Regions from separate parts of the Homo sapiens genome. Here region 1 is linked to region 2. The links are chromatin loops, found by intact Hi-C in ENCODE. Cell type or tissue: dorsolateral prefrontal cortex. All regions are shown on one strand. Links, peaks and the distances in the headings refer to the core of each region. The heading gives the core; the rest is flanking DNA.

The links. A loop is a pair of places that touch in the nucleus more often than their neighbours do. Peaks named below come from ENCODE experiments on the same cell type or tissue, not always from the same donor. Only the 100,000 strongest peaks of a DNase experiment are listed, where the experiment ranks them.
Region 1: it touches region 2 in a loop (5-fold over the local background); 4 of 110 quality-filtered maps call a loop at or near these places.

What each region holds. Positions count from the first base shown.
Region 1 is chr6:98,827,287-98,831,684 of GRCh38, reverse strand. PNKY (long intergenic non-protein coding RNA PNKY) reads left to right here. Exons shown (of 1, transcript NR_148381.1): 1 at 1-1,544. Among named protein-coding and RNA genes, the nearest start is that of PNKY, 2.2 kb to the left of the region's middle. RefSeq lists an enhancer at 3,335-4,398. In dorsolateral prefrontal cortex, for the core only: a CTCF peak has its summit at 2,413; DNase peaks (open chromatin) are centred at 2,614 and 3,924; H3K4me3 peaks cover 2,824 bases; H3K27ac peaks cover 4,000 bases; H3K27me3 peaks cover 349 bases.
Region 2 is chr6:98,572,629-98,577,026 of GRCh38, reverse strand. No RefSeq gene overlaps it. Among named protein-coding and RNA genes, the nearest start is that of PNKY, 260 kb to the left of the region's middle. In dorsolateral prefrontal cortex, for the core only: no CTCF peak of the experiment used is centred there; a DNase peak (open chromatin) is centred at 1,836; H3K27ac peaks cover 1,775 bases.

The DNA.
Region 1 (4,398 bases), core at 313-4,312, 250 kb before region 2:
GTTGGCGCGAACGCCGGGTTCCGAGCACCCTGGGCTTCCTTGTCTGCCTCCCAGCGCGGCACCTCTTCGGGGCTCCCGAAACCTGAGCTCTCGCTGGTTTTAGGTCCAGACTGGGGCCTCTCCACCGGTTCCTCCCCCGCCCCGGGCTCTGGGGCCCATTCTTTGGGCTGACCCTGTCAGGGCAGAGTCCGCGCGTCTGCCTGCCATTCTCCGCCCGCATAAAAGCACGTTGAAGGTGTCTCGGGCAGACACCTCCAGGTTTTGAATCAGTTTATTCCCTTTCACTGTTCAAAGCAGCTGTTCAAATACACAGGCTGCTTACGTTGACGTGGAGAGGATTTCAAACAACGCTAAAATGCTTTGAACTGACAAGGTGTCTTGATATCTCCCTCACTCCATCCAGCACAGCTCCTCGAGATCACTCGCTAGGACAATGGCTGAGCAGGCGATTCGTGCGGGCCTCGCCACCTCGGGGCGCGGACTGCGGGGTGTCCTAAGCCCCTTCCGCAAGGACAGGATGGAGGCACCTGTAAGGAGATGCTGGCGCCACCCCAGCTTCTCCCAGGTCCGGAGGAACCTCTACTCAGTCAATACCCTGAGCTGGACTTGTCTGAAGAAACGGAGCCGACTCCCTCTTGCCGGGGTGCGCTGAGTGGAGGGGAAACATCCTCGAATAACAGAACTACACCAAAAAGACACCCATGTTATCTCTCACACTTTCACACTCCTCGAGATAGTGAGCCGGACCTGGGTCTTAGTAGCACCCAGTACCTTGACACAAACCTCCCAAATTTCCACCTGAGTAACAGTTATGGGGTCAGTCCATGCACTGTAACTTGAACTCTAATTTATTAACTATTTCATCTAGTAAACACACTCACACCATATATAAAATAGCATTTATTTATTTCTATATACCAGGAGTTGGCAGAAAACCCACCGTGACCACTCCCATACATTGAGCTGGAGGCACACAATTACTAAAACAGAGGTGAAATGGTATTCATTTGATCTTAATTTTTTCTTATTTATGTAGTCCCAGGATAATAGAAATCAGGAAACAAAAGAAAACAAAGAATTTTCTGAGGAGATGGCCATTGGGGGAGTGGAGGTAGCAGCTGGTTTAAACCTAAGTAAAACTAGAAAAAGAAACTGCTGTTTCCTTTTTCTTATATCCACCTTAGAGGATCATGTTTGAACGTCCCTACTCCTCCTCCTCTTTTTAAAAAGCCTTGTCTCAGTCATTCATTCCTGTGCTTCCTGCTCTTCTGCTAGACCCCAGCAGCTGTTTGATTTGGTGAGGCCCCCCTCCAACCTCTGAGTGGAACTTCTTTTCTAAGGGCCTGCAGAATGTCAAAACTGAGGCTCTGGCTTCGGAGCTAGAGCTTTGAACAGCCAATCCACACAAAAAGGCAGCTGGCTGCTTTAATGAAAACTGCTATAAAGCTTCAAGAACTTTAGCCTTGGGGGATGCATTTATAAGGAACATGGAAAATGCATTTCCAAGTTGCTGGTTCTTGGGAGAGACATAATAAACATTTACCAAAAAAAAAAAAAAAAAAAAAAGGATAGAACTTACTATCTTTAATTATGCAGCAGCATATTTTTTCCTGAAGAAATAAAGCTTCCAATAAATTTGTATGTTACTGTCTATACCTATATTTTGCAAATTCCTAAATGTGCATCTGTCCTTGTGTAATAAAAGGTCTTGAAGAATGAAAAGTTTTCTGAAAGTTGAAACTCTCCTACGTCATATGCTTGGCAACTCTGTCCATACCTCACATACAAACAATTCTATTTTACCTTCACTACTGTGTAAACCAGTGAAATATAATGTCCTTAATTCAGTATTTGAAATAAAATTATCTGTATTTATAGATACTAATATCTTTCCCTTTTTCTTCAAGTTATAAATTTTATCATTAAAACAGTCCCCCCTTTGTAGTCTGCAAGTGAATATTTTATATACAGGGATGGCTTGAAGACATCTAACACCATGTCACCCAGATAGTCTAGCTGTTTCAAGGATTACTTTGAGTAATTTATCAAAGGAAGCCTGCTAAATCCTGAGCGGTGAATATGAGGCCTTAGGAGGGAGAAAACATAAAGGAAGCATTCCGTCGGTGTATAAGATAAATTCTGTTTGGAGGAGTTAATATAGCTTGTTTATACGAAATCTCAGAAACAGAACAAAAATCTCAGAAACAGAACAGGAGACAATTGGTGGCTTCCAGTTTGCTTCCCGCAATTTCACTTTCAAAGGACTAACAGTTAAATGACCTCTTAACAATGGAGCCTAAAGGTGTCTGTGTGTGTGTGTGCGCGCGCGTGTGTGTGCGCGCACACGCACACACAGGCACGCTCGCATTTTCTCCCCCTAGCCTTAAAGCAGGTGGATGGCTGGCCACCAGTAGGGGATGACAACTCTTTGATAAATTAAAGTGATTTCAACAGAAACCTCCTTAGCTCTAAAGCATTTGGAAATGTACTGGGATGAAGCTCTTGCTAGAGCTCCTGGCTTCTCTCATCCTCTGGAGCAATTTTCGAAGAGGAAGGCAAGCTAGGGACGAGTGCACTAACATACACCTGCGCACAGAGGCGGACTGGGGAAGTGGGAGGAGGGTGTACTCAGCTATTTCACTGAAGCCATTTTCAAGGGCTAGGGCTGTTGCTCCAGCCCTGGGATAAACAGGCGTATTTGGTTGAAGTTGGACTTCAGTTCTCTTATTCTGCCTGCACACAGCACGAATGCAAATCCTTCTGAAGTGTACAAGTGCACTTAACAATTGTGTCGTTAGTGTCCGGGAGGACGGCGGTTGGGGGGGGATGGGGGGGTGGGCGGGGAGGGGAGCAGGTGGTGCACGGGCGGGAGAGATGCTTTTCTGGAGAGCAGTTAACCACAGTCGTAATAACTGTGGGCCAAAATCTTCTGCTAGGTCTCAGAGTTTCGAATCTGTCATTCTAGACAGCTTTTGGACATCATAAAGTTAGAGATGATTGTATTTTTAAAGACAGGTTTCCAGAATTTGGGTCCTGGGAACATAGGGGCAGACGTTGGCCGGAAGAGGAGGCAGGAAGAGGAAGCCTTAGGCAGATTGGAGCAGGGAGACCTCCTGGCTCCTCTTGTCTTTTCTGAGAGTTTTCGATGGTAATCTAGGGCAGCCGGGTCCCAGCATTAAATGCAAAATAGGAAAACAGAACACGGCCGAGTCATAGGCCTGATCATATTAACGCCCTAGGTCAGAGGGAGAGAATAATGAATAGGCACGGAGCTCAGTTCGTGGAAGGGAACTTAATTAACCTTGGGAGAGTGAAAGAAAGTCAGAGATCATGCCTAGTACTTCGGTCTGGGGTGCTTATATTAATATGTGTGTGTGTGTGGTGTGTGTGTGTTGGGCAGGGGAGAAGTGTAGTCTGCTCAATGCATTTTTCTAATATATATATTTTTAACCCTGGAAAAAGCTGGAGTTACTCCTCAGGGCCATCCAAACACCCACACAATCCCTGCAGGGAACTCCCCTGCGGGAGCCCCCGAACTCGGTAGTGAGGTCCTGTGTCCTAGCCTCGGCCCGCGTGGGGGGATCAGTGGGGGTAGAAAGCGAGAGCTAAGGCTTCCCAGCGCCCTGGACTGACCCGGGGAGAGACTGCTATGGAAAGGATGGAGGTGGGGGTGGCGGGGAGGGATGTTCCGTGGTCGAAGAGCGCCTAGGCAGGTCCTGGCTGGGATCCGGGGGAGGAAGACGAGGGCGAGAAGCAGGAGGCCGGGCCATTGTCCAGGGAGGGCGCATTTTTGTCCGGATGCTGCTGGTTGCTATAGCGAGGAGGGAAATCCAAACAGAAAGGCTCAGTTCGCCTCCCTCGGGCCTGGGAGCAGCCCTCCCTCCTCTTAACCAAAATAAAAGTGCCGCCTGGGGCCTGGCACCCTTTCCCTGAGAGCCGACTGCGGGCTCGAGGAGAAGGGCCCGGAGGACCTGGGCACTGAGCAAGGGAAGGGGGGCCGGCCCCGCGGGGAATGGCCAAGCAGCTTACTGCTGGAGCAGGCAGAAAGCCCCAGCTACCCTCCCCATTTCGTCCCCCAGCCCAACTGTTTTCCTGTCCCTATTTTGTTTAGGAAAAATCCCACAACTTTCTCCAACTTATGCCTTCTCAGTAGTTGAAACCCCTTCTCCGTCTGGGCTCATGTCAGCGATTCCGCGTTGAAGGCGCGGTCCTAGCAGAGGGACCCGCACGCGGCGCGGACAGTGTACAGAGGAGCGGCAATACCAGCGGCAGAACGGCCTGTTAGGAGAGTTTAAAAATCACTCAAAGGAAAAACTTACTAGAAAGAAGTGTAGTTGCAAATTTCTCACATTTAAAAGAGACTTTTATTTTGCAATAGGTTTTTTTTTAATGTCTTGC
Region 2 (4,398 bases), core at 118-4,117:
CTGTGGTTAGAACTTGGGAATTGGCACAGACACCACTGCTGCAATTAATTGTCTCCTTTTTACACCACAAGCCACTATTGTCTGTGTTCTACTGAGTAAAGGCCATACCCTGCCATTAATTCTTTCCCTACACTGTCTACTTATTGCAAAGGGAGTGCTGCTCCCAAATTAATGGCAGAGAATGTCCCCAGGTACTTGGGGGTTTGCAAGTTGTGGTTCTGAAAACCATGAATTAGACAGTCAGGATATATGGGCACAAGTGACATCGAAGGCATTTTAACCCTCTGTCTTCCAAAGTTACGGTCAAAAGTGCCCCAATGCAGTTATCATTTATTTTCTGCCTGAAATTTCTTCTTCCCTATAATTTTGTGCTGTGAATTTAATATTGCACTATTATGTTTCTCTGAGGATGTGCTATATATACTTTTGAATAGTTATGAATATCATTGTGCAGCCTCTGATCAGACAATCATTTCTTTCCCGCCCTGCAGGGCCTGACTTACTACATAGCTAGTCGAGAGCTCAGTGTTCCTCTCTCTCTCTGCCCCAGTTTATCTATAGTACATTTATTCTGTAGCACATTGTGAGCCCAAGATGCTTAACCAATGCCTCAGATTCTTTGGGTAAAAGCAATTCTAAAACAAATGATGATTTCTCATATTTACATAGTTATCAAATCCCTTTTACACATAAGTCTTTCTTTGATCTTCACAGCAATCTTGAAGGTGGACTGGCCAAGTATTAGAAACCATTTTCCATGGGTGGGTGTAAGTAATATATTCTCATGACCATCAGGACACCTCATCTGATAATGGCTATTTAACATCAATGATGTATTTAAATTTCAGCTATACCACTCAATGGTACTGTGACTAGAATAACTTTCTGGTTTAAATAACTGAAAAAAAAAAGCTTTCTTTTTGTCTGTTATTTGAATTAGGTTTAGTTTTACTGTAGAATAATTTTCTAGTAACTAGAAATCCTTATAAAAATCTTTATAGCTAGTGGTGAAACAATTGATTTATGTTACTTCAAAAGTTAGATTAAGAAATCTTTTTATGTAATTAGTAGTCATTCGGAGTTTCTTTCTGTGACGTCTGTGTTCAGGTTATTAGCCAATATTTTTATTAAGTTATCTAATTTTTCCAATTAAATTTGTAGTTTACTTAGGATCCTAATTTGATGAGAAGTTATCAAAACGTTTACATATTAATTCATTACAAATAACAGTAATAAACCATACATGTTAACACAATTAATATATTCAGTGAAAAATATATGTTCAAAAATAAAACTCAATATAAAGAGTGACATTGTTTTATTTTTTTTTTGTAAATCTCTTTAATGTCTGGCTTAATAGAAAATGACTAAATTCCAATTCCTACTTCTTTATTTAATTTGCTGTGATTATTTTTTATTTGCCTGGTATTCAGTGATGTGGGTGTACTAGACTTTGTTCAGCTATTGTCCAACTGATGGAAATTTACTTTGCTTCCAGTTTCATGTTTTCTGTTTTGTTTTTGACATCACAAATAATGCTGCAATAAACATCCTCATATGTTTAAAAACATTTTCGGAACTACTGGTATTTCTTAAGAGCCAACATGAATCAGAACTTTTTACTCATTAGATCCTATAACTGGCACGAGAAAGCTAGAATGAATTAATTACCCCTGGTTACGTAGTAAATTGCAGACTAGGGAGGCAGAGGCAGGACTGCTGATTCCTACCTTGCTATCTACATCTGGCAGACAGGACTCTGGTTGGGCATGTCCAAGGCCCTGTTCAATCACGTGATACAGCTGCTTCTCTGAACAGTGGTGCTCTGTCTCTTACCAGAGGTCATCAGCTGCTGGCTCCATGCCCACTCAAGGCCTGACAGCCTTCCGTTTAGATCCCAAGAGTGGGTCGTATAGGGCTGCACCATCATGTTATGGAGACTGAGAAATTGTTCCTTCCTTTAATCCTAAATCCACAGGGGGCTCTGCTCCATGAATTTGTGATGATATATTTTCTCTTGGTCTTAAGCTCAGAATATACTGACTATTGTTAAGAAATTCAAAAATAGTCTGTGCTTTATAAAAATCAAAATGACATTCCTGTGAGGTTGGCAAGGGAGCAAGCCTTTTCCTTTTATGGCTGATGAAATCAGCTCATATAAACATTAAGTAAAATGCTGAAGATCACACAAGTAGTACACACCATCCGCACTAGGAAGAAGGTATGTGGAATCAAAAGCGCCACTTGTGTTCCTGGGGCCATTCCTTTTATCTGCCTTGGCTTTTGTGGAGTGAAGCATGTTACTGAAAATAGACTTTCATGTTCTGAGAGGTCTTAAAATGCAGATTTGATGAACACTACTTTCATACTGTTCAGAACCGTTCTGGAATTCTTCCAACTGAAACTTTTGTTTGCATCATTTTATGTTGTTTATTCCCTTCAAATTGCATATAAGGCAATTTATGAGAGAGCCATATATAATAAAACTATTAAGGTAAGTACAAAAACCCACAATAAAATCCAAGTAAAAGGGGGAGGAGAATTTTTCTTACTGCTTGCCTGCTTTCCTGCCTTTCTTTCTGCCTGAATAATTTAGTCCAAAAGTTATTATGTGGGGTTGACCAAGGTGGGGATTCATGAGGGTGTTAGAAGCTGGGAGGGCAACAGCAGAAGCAGATTGACCTGAGTTGTCAGAGTCTGTGTACACTGACAAAAGATGTCCCTGAGGGTGGATGATGGCAATGGCCCAGAGTGAGGTGTGGGAACCGTGGTGTGAGATGTTTAGGCACAGCAGAGATTAAAGTAATAAATATAATAAGGATAATATGTTAGTATAACAATGATAACAGAAATTAGATTCCTCATTATTGGAGAATAGTGTCAAATATATGGAAAGGGAAAAACAAGAATAAACTTTGTGATGTTGAATTGGATACACACACACACACACACACACACACTATATATATATATATGGGTCTAGGAGCAATGACACTTCAATAACAAAGAAAACATGAAGTGCCCAGATCCTGGTTTCTTAAATACAATTCTCCCCTAAAAGGATTCAGATCCCCTTGGAAAAACAATAGGTTTTATGGTTAGGTCTGGGGAGGTAAAACATAACCCTGGACTATCTTGCACCAGAAACTAAGGTAGTGTTCAGCACAGATGCCAGCTTGAAGGGGCTCTCCCTGCCACAATCTGGGATAATTTGAGCCTCAAAATAACAAATATTCATATAAAGATATAAATGAATAAACGGTGAAAAAGAAAGCTTTTATTAACTAATGAATTTACAAGGTGTGATTGAATTAGGATACTAATACACACAGAGGGGAGTCATTGATTAGAAAATCACCATTTGTCAGACATTAAAAGATGCCAAACACGACCAGTGGGTAAAAGTTTGGTAAGTATTGGAATCTACCTAGTCTCAGAGTATCTACCCCTAAATACTTACTAATTACAAAGAGAAAAGGAGGAACTTTATAGTAGAGAAACCCTAGCTAACTCTACCATCATCAAATTATCAAAGGTGACATCATAAGCAAAAGAACAACTCAAAATCATGTGTCATCTGATAAGAATGAAAAGAAGAATATAGCATACCTTATGTAACTTTTCTGCCAAAAATAATTTTAAAAACCCACCTCAACCTAATCGTAAAGAAATATCAGATAAACCCAGATAGGGGGACATTATAGAAACTGGCCTTTATTATTCAAAACAGTCAAGGTCATACAAGTCAAGGAAGAAATGAACTGTTTGAGACTGAAGGAGACTAAAGAGATACAACAACTAATGTAATGCATAATTTGGGACATCCGTTTGTCACTAATGACATTATGGGAACAACTGGTGAAACTTCAGTGAAATCTGTGGATTTTATGATGATAATGTATCAATGTAATTTCCTGATTTTGATGTTTTTATTGAGGTTATGTAGGAGAATGTCTCTGCAGGAATTACACACTAAAATATTCAGAGGTGATGGGGAATCTTGTTGGTAAACTTACTTTCAAATGGCTCAGAGGAAAATATGTGTTTTTTTTTTTTGTATTGTACTTGCAAATTTTTTATTGTTTAAAATATTTCAGAGAAAAAATTAAACAGGAAAAGGGAGAGCTGTATAAAAATGTCTTAGTTAAAACTGTACTCAGATTGAACATACAATTTAGTTTTGAGTTTCCAGCAGTTAACACGGCAAGGTAAACAATAAAGTCAGGTGGCAAAACAGCCTGTTAAGAGCAACCAATTTTCCTTGTACCAAAGTCCATGAGAAGTCTATGGTATGGAGTTTATGTTTGTAACACCTATTTAATTATAGTTCTTCCATACCATAGCTCAATTTACAGAAGCAGTTACTTTCTATCATTACACTTTTCTTGTAGATGATTT